Regions from separate parts of the Homo sapiens genome. Here region 2 is linked to region 1. The links are chromatin loops, found by intact Hi-C in ENCODE. Cell type or tissue: OCI-LY7. All regions are shown on one strand. Each heading gives the region's core, and the rest is flanking DNA. Links, peaks and the distances in the headings are about the cores only.

What was found. Hi-C counts contacts between places; a loop is a spot of excess contacts. Peaks named below come from ENCODE experiments on the same cell type or tissue, not always from the same donor. Only the 100,000 strongest peaks of a DNase experiment are listed, where the experiment ranks them.
Region 2: it touches region 1 in a loop (2.5-fold over the local background); 1 of 110 quality-filtered maps calls a loop at or near these places.

Annotation. Positions count from the first base shown.
Region 1 is chr2:149,159,243-149,163,639 of GRCh38, forward strand. LYPD6B (LY6/PLAUR domain containing 6B) reads left to right here. Exons shown (of 7, transcript NM_177964.5): 3 at 1,522-1,593. Among named protein-coding and RNA genes, the nearest start is that of LYPD6B, 120 kb to the left of the region's middle. In OCI-LY7, for the core only: no CTCF peak of the experiment used is centred there; DNase peaks (open chromatin) are centred at 1,849 and 2,489; H3K4me3 peaks cover 1,580 bases; H3K27ac peaks cover 1,492 bases.
Region 2 is chr2:148,653,106-148,657,502 of GRCh38, forward strand. The region is part of intron 1 of EPC2 (enhancer of polycomb 2); the gene reads left to right. Among named protein-coding and RNA genes, the nearest start is that of EPC2, 11 kb to the left of the region's middle. RefSeq lists an enhancer at 306-395. In OCI-LY7, for the core only: no CTCF peak of the experiment used is centred there; no DNase peak of the experiment used is centred there.

The DNA of each region.
Region 1 (4,397 bases), core at 331-4,330:
TAACACCTTGGAAGAAATTTCTCAATGACACAAAGCTAACACTCTTGAGGAGTATGTGTATGGTATTTTATATTTTGTTCAATGTGACCATAGTGTGTCTATTTTCTTCTTTGCTTTGGCTACTAGCATGCTCAGAGCCTAATTTTTGAACCACATCAAGTAATAATTACCTTACAACATACATTTCTGTGGACTTTTTCTCATGTTCTTACAGCCTCTTTTTATGTTGTCTTCTCTACATAGTATATATGTTTTGTAAATGAACTCATTCTTTTTTGAAATTAGATGGCATACTAGTACTAATTAGGGTTCTTCAGAGAACCCTGCCCGAGAGAGCATATGTGTGCGTGTGTGTGTGTGTGTGTGTGTGTGTGTGTGTGTGTATAGAAAGAGAGAGAGAGTAGGGGCAAGGGGATTTATTTTAAGGAATTTTCTCATACAATTGTGGGGCTTGGCAAGTATGAGATTCATAGGGCAGGCTACCAGGTTGGAGATCCAAGGAAGAGTTATTGTTGCAATCTTGAGTCCAAAGAGAGGCTGGAGGCAAAATTTCTTCTTGGGGGACCTCAGTCTTTTTTCTTAAAGCCTCGACTGATCAAATAAGGCTCACTCACATTATGAAAGGTAATTTGCTTTATTCAAAAGCTACTGATTTAAATGCTAATCACATATAAAAAATACCTTCTTGGCATGGACTGATGTCTGACCAAACAGCGGGCCACCATAGCCTAGCCAAGTTGATGTATAAAATTAGCTATCACATTAGTCAGGTGTGGTGGTACATGCCTGAAGTCCCAACTACTCAAGAGGCTAAGATGGGAGGATCGCTTGAGCCCAAGAATTTGAGACTACAGTGAGCTATGATCATACCATTGTATTCTAGCCTGGGCCAGAGTGAGATCCCATCTCTTACCAAAAAAAAAGGTATAAATATATAATAGAATTTTCTTAAAATTGGGCATAATTTTTGTCTTTTATATTTGCTCATTTGAATGCATATAGGGAAACATTCCAGTTCCCTCCCACCTCCTCATCTGGGTTCAAGACTCATGTTGTCATTATTTCATCAGCTGGTAGGGCTGTCTTCCAAACCAGGTTAAATGGCACAGAGTCTTCATTGTGGATGTGTTGAATGTGTGAATGCTACGGCCTGCCAAATACCCTGATATATGCCAGTGTTGTAGAGAGTTCTGCCAGCTCTTTGGTAAGCAGCCATTTTTGTGGAGGGATGTGATGAGGTGTATGATTTCACCAATTATTACCATTCTTAATTAGATGGGGCCCAGGTGTGTGTTAATAAAACGCTAGCTCACACTCTCTGTAATGTTAATGGCCCCACCTTGACTTGATTCCAGGGATTTCATGCATTTGATATTGTTCAATTGACTGTATTGCTGTTCTATTCTGAAACATCTCCAAACATCCAGAAACCTGCCTTTTGTTAGAAAACATTCCAGTTGTTCAAGAACGTTACTCATCGTCAGCAGTGGCTCTTTCCTTATCTTTTTTTATCTCTGGTAGGCTGATTACTCTGAGTGCAAACCTTTTCACTGTTCCAGAGAGGAGCCTGACAACCACATTCTCCTTCTCAAGGTAAGAATGGCAGCTGTTACAACAGCCCTCGGCTTTTCATTTGGGAGCTCTGGTTAAGTTGTTGGGAATGGACTCCTGAAAGTCCCGGGACCCTGTGTTTTTCCCATCTCCTTGGCAGTTTGCCAGGTTTCCCATCCTAAGCCCTCACTGCTCACTGTGATCCTGCGGTTTGGAAGCCTGGCTTGTGCTTAAGTTACAATTCTGGTGAACCAAAAAGGGGAGTCCCCATGCTCAGCGAATGGTTGGTAGATCAAAGACTTCTCTGCTTACCACAGAAGCTAATTTGGTCAATTGAAAGAGAACTTCCTCAGAGTAATCTTCTCAGTGACAGATGGGGGTGCGTCGGGGGTGTGGAGCAATGTTCAAAAGTGTCTGCATTAAGTGAAATACATTGCCGAATACACTTAGAACATGTGTGCACTAATTATTGAGCATTTGTAGTTACAGAATCTTTGCATGTTAAGCCTTAGAAAATATTTACTGATCTAAAACAGGACGAGAGTGTTACCCCAACAAAGAAGAGAGACAGCATAGATGGACGTGGGCACATTGAAAGTTATGTGTTTAATTGATGATTGCTTTTTACTTGATGCATTTTGTCTTTTGGTTTTAGGTGTGGTGCTTACTGCGCAGGCTGACCAGGTTAGTGTGTCAGGCCTGATTCCATTTTTTTAGGTGAAGACATCAAATCAGAGGTTTGGTTTTTCTGAGGGCAGGTGGCAAATGCCAAGGAATGCCTGTGTGAGGCTTCGGGGACTGGGCCTGGTTGTCTCATGGTCTTCTTCTTGGCTATCAAGGCTATCAACTACCAGCCCAGAGGCCTTCTGCCTGTCAAACAGGCCTCCCACTTTGCATCTGATGGCTGGAAGAGAGGGAGGAAACATGCAAAGGAAATTGCTTAAGATTATGAGCTGATCTGGCCAGGGCCATGTTTATGTTCCTGTTTCTTGCCTAAAGAGCAGATTGAATTATTAGCACCTGTGTTTGTTAATGATAATTATATGTTTCAAGTACAAAGCAGAATTCTGTAAAATATCTACTAAGATGCCTTTCTAAATGGATAACATTTTATGACCCTAATAAGGCCCAAGACAACAAGCAGGAATTTATATATTATCATCACTCTTTTCCCCGGGGCATATTGGGTGGAATGTGAGCTGTAACTTCAACTTAAGAATCTGCTAGTAAGAAACCCAGAGGACTTGAGGATCAGAGGAATGACGGTCTAGTCATAAGACATATGGGAACATTGGGTCATTTTCCAAAGCAAGGAAACGTAATTCATTGTTAGTAACAGTGTTAAACAGTGTCAGGATCATCATCATCATGATCACCGTGGTGATAAAATGTAACTCTATTATTAACCATCTCTATCACCACCATCACTACAGGTAACATTTGTTTGTTCTTACTGTCTACCAGGCAACACCCTAAGCATTTTGCATGCATTCTCTCACTCAATCTGCACAGCATTCCTGTAAGGAAGGGTCTATTAATATCCACCTTTTATAGTTGAGGAAACTGAGGCTTACCTAAGAGATTAGGTAAGTTGCCCAAAGTTAGACAAGCTAAAAGGTGGCAGAACTGGAATGTAACCCATTGAACAGCACTGAATGGGGCCAACCCATGTGGAGTATTTACGGCTGTGCTTTACTCGATGTCCACACTCACCCCTGCTTGCATTCCCTTTTGTCCTGACCACCACCTACTGTTGACACTCTAGCTATCTCTTCTGCATGAAGGTAGCCAAAAAATTCAAGAGCATTTAAGTAGTTCAAGATCGTTAAAGCATATTTGGCCTATGGAGAACAGCAGAAAGAATTAAGAGTAAAAATCACCCAATTTTAAAAGGTGCCAGTTGTAGTCATGAACACTTTAGTGTATTTTGCTGTTGTTTTCCCCTTTGTATTTACTTTTTTCACATAGTCTCTATGTACTTAAGTTTTGAACTTTAAACGTAACCAAGTCGTTTCTTGCGCTTTTGCCTGTTTTAATGGCTGCTGAGTACTCTATTAAATGTGTATGGTTAGAGAGCCTTAAGTCTACTCCACAAGAAGTTATATCCTTGACTTGCTCCTACGTGATAAGTGCGGAGTTTCTGCTCACCATATGTGATAGCTAATTTCTGTTTTCTGGGCAACTGGGTTGGAATTGTGGGGTGCCTGCATCCCCTCACATTTTAAATACCTTGCATCTTGAGAGGGGTCTCTGTGGGGGGTGGGGCAGGAGTCCTGCTTGCCTGGAGCCCAGATTCAGCTCTGTGCCAAAACTAGCTGTAAGTTACTTTATTTTATGGCATCTTCATCTGTGAACATCTCATCAGCTCTGTAATTCCACACAGTCAGGAGTTTTCTGAACTCTCTTGATTCATAACCTGAGGAGTTTCAATAGATGCAGCAATTTTGGTTGAGCTCAGTGGAGTTACTCTGAGATGCTTTAAGCAGGGAATTTTGTTTTTCAAGATGATCAGACCTGTAAGCTCTTGGAAGGAGAGGGTCTTACTTTTATATAATTCTTGCCATTCCCGCCTCTGCACCCTCAACAAACTTCTTCCTCCATGCTGACATACCCACAAAATAGATAGTACAAGGTATGAAATCAACAAACAGAAGAACAAACAAGTAATGCACAGACAAAGGCTACCGGGCTTGTGTAAGAACCTTTAGCATCATGGCTGTCCAGCTTATCAAATAATTGAGTAAGATTGTTTTCATTTCAATGTGTTAGCTTTGTTTATAACAAATGGGGACTTAAGCCTCCAGATCCTCTCATCATATATTTCAGAGTAATTTCCCTATAAAGTT
Region 2 (4,397 bases), core at 89-4,088, 510 kb before region 1:
GGTATCATGTGTGTTTTATTCAGTACCCAAGACAGGCAGGATAGCAATCCAGGTACTTCTGTCACTTTCTGTCTTAAGTGATAAAAAGTTTGTAATACAGGCACTTAGCATGTTGCTGGTCACTTGGATTGAGTTTCGTTGTATTGGTAAACAATGCAGCTCTGCATCTTCATTTAGTTTTAAGTAGAGTTGAAGTAGAAAAACAGTAATGGGTGTGTAGAGACAGCATGAGGAGGAGAGGCTGATAGGAATAAGCCCTGAAGGAGACCAATGCAGATGGCAGAAGGTCCATCATGATTATTTGATTTTAACTTAAAGTTGATCATCGATTATTTGCCTTGTCTATACTATTTAAATGGGACAGAGCTTTAAATTTACATATTCTATCATGCAGAACCGCTTCTTACAGGGTTAACACTGTGGAGGAAGATGCCAGTCACTTCCAGTTTCTCCTCAGCAGTTTCATTGTATCTGTCTTCTTTTAGGTTTTTTGTTTTACTGTAAGCAGCTGTTGCTATAAAGTCAGAGGAATGCAGACTGGAGAGTCAGCCTATCTGCTACCTCTCTTAACTCCTATCTTTGCTTCCCTGCTTGCTTGCTTTTTTTTTTTTAAATGGGCTAAGGACGTGTCTCATGTCTTGGTTGGGGAGTCAACAAGCAGCATTCAGTTTTGCTGCTAATTTGGTGAAGTTGTTGGAACTTTGAAATTGTGATTTAGGTTCCAATCCTGGCCTCTGCCACTTGCCTTATGGGTGAGGTAAATTACTTAACCTCATTGAGCCCCATTTCCTCATCTGTTTAATAAGTATCTGAAAAGTTAGTTTTAAAGATTACTTTTTTTTTTGTTTTTTTTTTTTTTGGAGACAGGGTCTTGCTCTGTCACCCAGGCTGGAGTGCAATGGCGCGATCTTGGCTCACTGCAACCTCTGCCTCCCTGGTTCAAGTGATTCTCCTGCCTCAGCTTCCCAAGTAGCTTGGGACTATAGGCACACGCCACCACGCCCAGCTAATCTGTGTATTTTTAGTAGAGATGGGGTTTCACCATCTTGGCCAGAATGGTCTTGATCTCTTGACCTCGTGATCTGCCTGCTTCTGCCTCCCAAAGTGCTGGGATTACAGGTGTGAGCCACCATGCCCGGCCAAGATTACATTTTTTTGTAAAAACTTAAGTCTGTGTCTTATAGGCAACACTCATTTTTTTGGTAACAATTTTCACTTATACAGGATAACAAATATGAAGGTTGATGGAAGAGTAAAATGTAGAGTATTCCCATACATTATTCTGTGATAGAGTTTCACATTTTTTCTCATGCCAATTAAACATTTTTACAGCTTGAGGCCAGGAGTTTTGAGACCAGCTTGGGCAACATAGTATGGCTTCGTGTCTACAAAAAATAAAAACATCAGCTGGGTGGAGTGGCATGTACCTGTAGTCTCAGCTACTTAGGAGGCTGAAACTGGAGGATTCCTTGAGCCCGGGAATTCAAGGCTGCAGTGAACTGTGATAGCGCCACTGCACGCCAGCCTGGATGACAGAGTGAGACTGAGGCCCTGTCTCTTAGAAACAAACAAACAAAAAGAGAGAGCGCTTTCAAACATTACAAGTTAATATGTGTGTTTTCCTCCTTCCTTCTGTTTTCTGGCACAGCAGTTGACAAGCAAATTGATTTTAAAAACTAAAGACCTTGAAAATTTTTTGCTAAGAGAACTAAATCTTCACTTAATCCGTAGAGTAATAATTGGGCCCTGAATAATTAATAAATATTGTTTTTGTTCCTCAGAATGATTTTTTTTAGGTTAGATGATTAGTTAGTTATGGGAAAGATAAGTTTTAGTGATGAAAATCTATGCAGTGGGTGTTGTACACTAGAGAAGTGAATAGAGACATTCCAGTATACCATTGAATTCTTGGATGAACACTTTTGTTTGGAAACTTTCAAAAGTATGGTATTGATGAGGGTAGTCATGCCATTTATTTGATTCTTGAGATGTTTCTCAACTGGGGCACTATTAGCATTCAATTTGTAGTTGGTTGTATGAGACGGTCACTGGCAAAACAAGTTTATTACATCTATCTTCTGCCCATTAATTTCTGGAACTTTCTAGTTGGAATAACCCCAAAATGCTTCCTCCTTCAATTTCCAAGTGAAGGGTATTGGCATCTGATTTGAGAATTATGATCCAGGGCTTCTTAACCTTTTTTTGGTGACATGGACTCTTTTGGCAGTCTGTTGGAACTCCTCAGAATGATGCCATAAATGCATAAAATAAGGTCAGATAAATCAATTGTATTGAAATAAAGTTATCAAAATAAACAATTTTTAATATGTGTACTTTATTAGCACATTAAGTACAGAATCTACAGTTGGATCTAGTTATTGTAAATTCAAAATAATGATAAATATAAACGGTATTTTGACATAATTTGACGTGAAAAGATCTAGGATTTCTGTTGGTATTGCTAGTACTACTGTGGTCTGTTGTCTACATTAGGAATTGAAGGAAATGTTAAATTTGTTAGAAGTTTATGTTTTCTCATCCAAGTTCATGGACCCCTTAGTTCTTTCTATGGATGTTTTGGGAACCTACGACCTGAGGTTCAGAAATCTTCAGGAGAATTTCCATGGCCCAAATGGCAATCTCATTCCTGTGTCGTCCTTGTCTCAAAAGCATACAGGCTGCAGATTTTATTCCCATTACTATACAGGAGATGGTACTATAGACAGAATTGTCTTATTTTCACATTTAGCACATTTACTACTAGCTTTTTAAAATTGAAAAATAATAGATCCACATGATTTAAATATAAAAATTTAACAGCACAAAAGCATATACATAAAAAGTGTCTTTCCTTCCTCAAGTTCACAGACACGCTACAGAGGCAGCTGCTGTTAGCTGTGTGTGTGTGTGTGTGTGTGTGGGGGGGGGGGGGGTTATTCTAGAAAATTTCTAGACAAAGGCTTTTTTACTCGGTAAAGTAACCAAGTAATTCTCTTATACTCATTTTGTAAGTGAGTAATATGTGATCCTAAAGTTAGCTTTTTAATCTAGAGTTACAAGGTCAGGCAATTTTGATTTTCAATTCCTTCCCTTTAACATCTCTGAGGAATTGAGAATTAGCAGAATGTAGCTTTCTGTTGATTGTTTGTAGTTTGGATAGCAAACCTTAACCCGTCATTCCTAAGTGGCAGTTTGGTTGTCAGCAAAGCCTTGCATTGTGCATAGGACTTTATTTATTGCATTGTGCATAGTGCTTGTATTCCTATTTTTATACCAAAAAAGTCAGATTAATTATTAAAAATGTGACTTGTCAGTGTTTTTACTGTAATATTTATTTATGACCTCAAGTAGTAACTTGAGTCAGAAGAGCAACAATAATATACTCTTTTGAAGAAAGCCATCCTATTCAGGTATCATGTTGGCAAGCCAGATATTTCATATGGACTGCACTGTCTCCTACTGTCACTGTAGTTGTTTGTGATGTTTATTCATTCAGTAACTTAGCCTCATAAGCACAGGGACCTTTTCTTTGTTACCTTTGTATACTCCATCATTTGGTATAGATGGCATATTGGTATTTGCTCAGTAAATATTTGTGACTGAATGTACAGCACCTTCTATGTGCTTTAGACGCAGAAAGGAGTAAGATGTACCCATTCACAAGCAGCTTATTGCTTAGTAGGAGAGAAAGGAGTTTTACACAGATGAACACATTTTAAGGTGTTAATGTGGAAAATGAAAATGATACTGTGGAAATTTATATCATGAAGGACATGATTTGAACCAGAGTTTAAATATCAATTCATGTAATAGCTAATTGACTATAATGTACTATTGAATTAGTTTTTACAGATTAGTCTTGAAATGATTCCTGTATGCCAGAATGCCATGAGTTTTTTTTTAGATGCCTGTTGTTACGCTCATATAGGGAAGTGTATGACACCCAGTAGAGTTATTAAGAGAGTTGAAACAGTTTTGGGATCTAGTGTAGAGTCACCTTTTAGGACGGGCAAAATTGTATTATAAACAGTGCCTATTGAACGAATTTGGAAGAACAGAAACTGTTACGGAGGATGGACTAAAGAAACAGTGCTGCTTGATTATTAATCAAGTAATGCATAGATTTTACTTAATTTTGGCTTAAAGTGATGGGTCACTTTCTGTAAAAGCCAAGTACTTGGAAGAAGATTGTTTATACATTATAGGTGCTTGGTCAGTAGGAGTTTATTTGAAATAGCCTAGCCACCTTGCAAAATTCATCAAGGCTTTCAAAATACCTCCCACAAAAATTTCCAAAGATATAGGTCAGTGATTCTCAAGCTTTAGCATGCTTCAGAATCACCTAGAGGGCCTGTTAAAACAGAGATCAGTGGGTCTTATTCCTCTTAGTGTCTGAT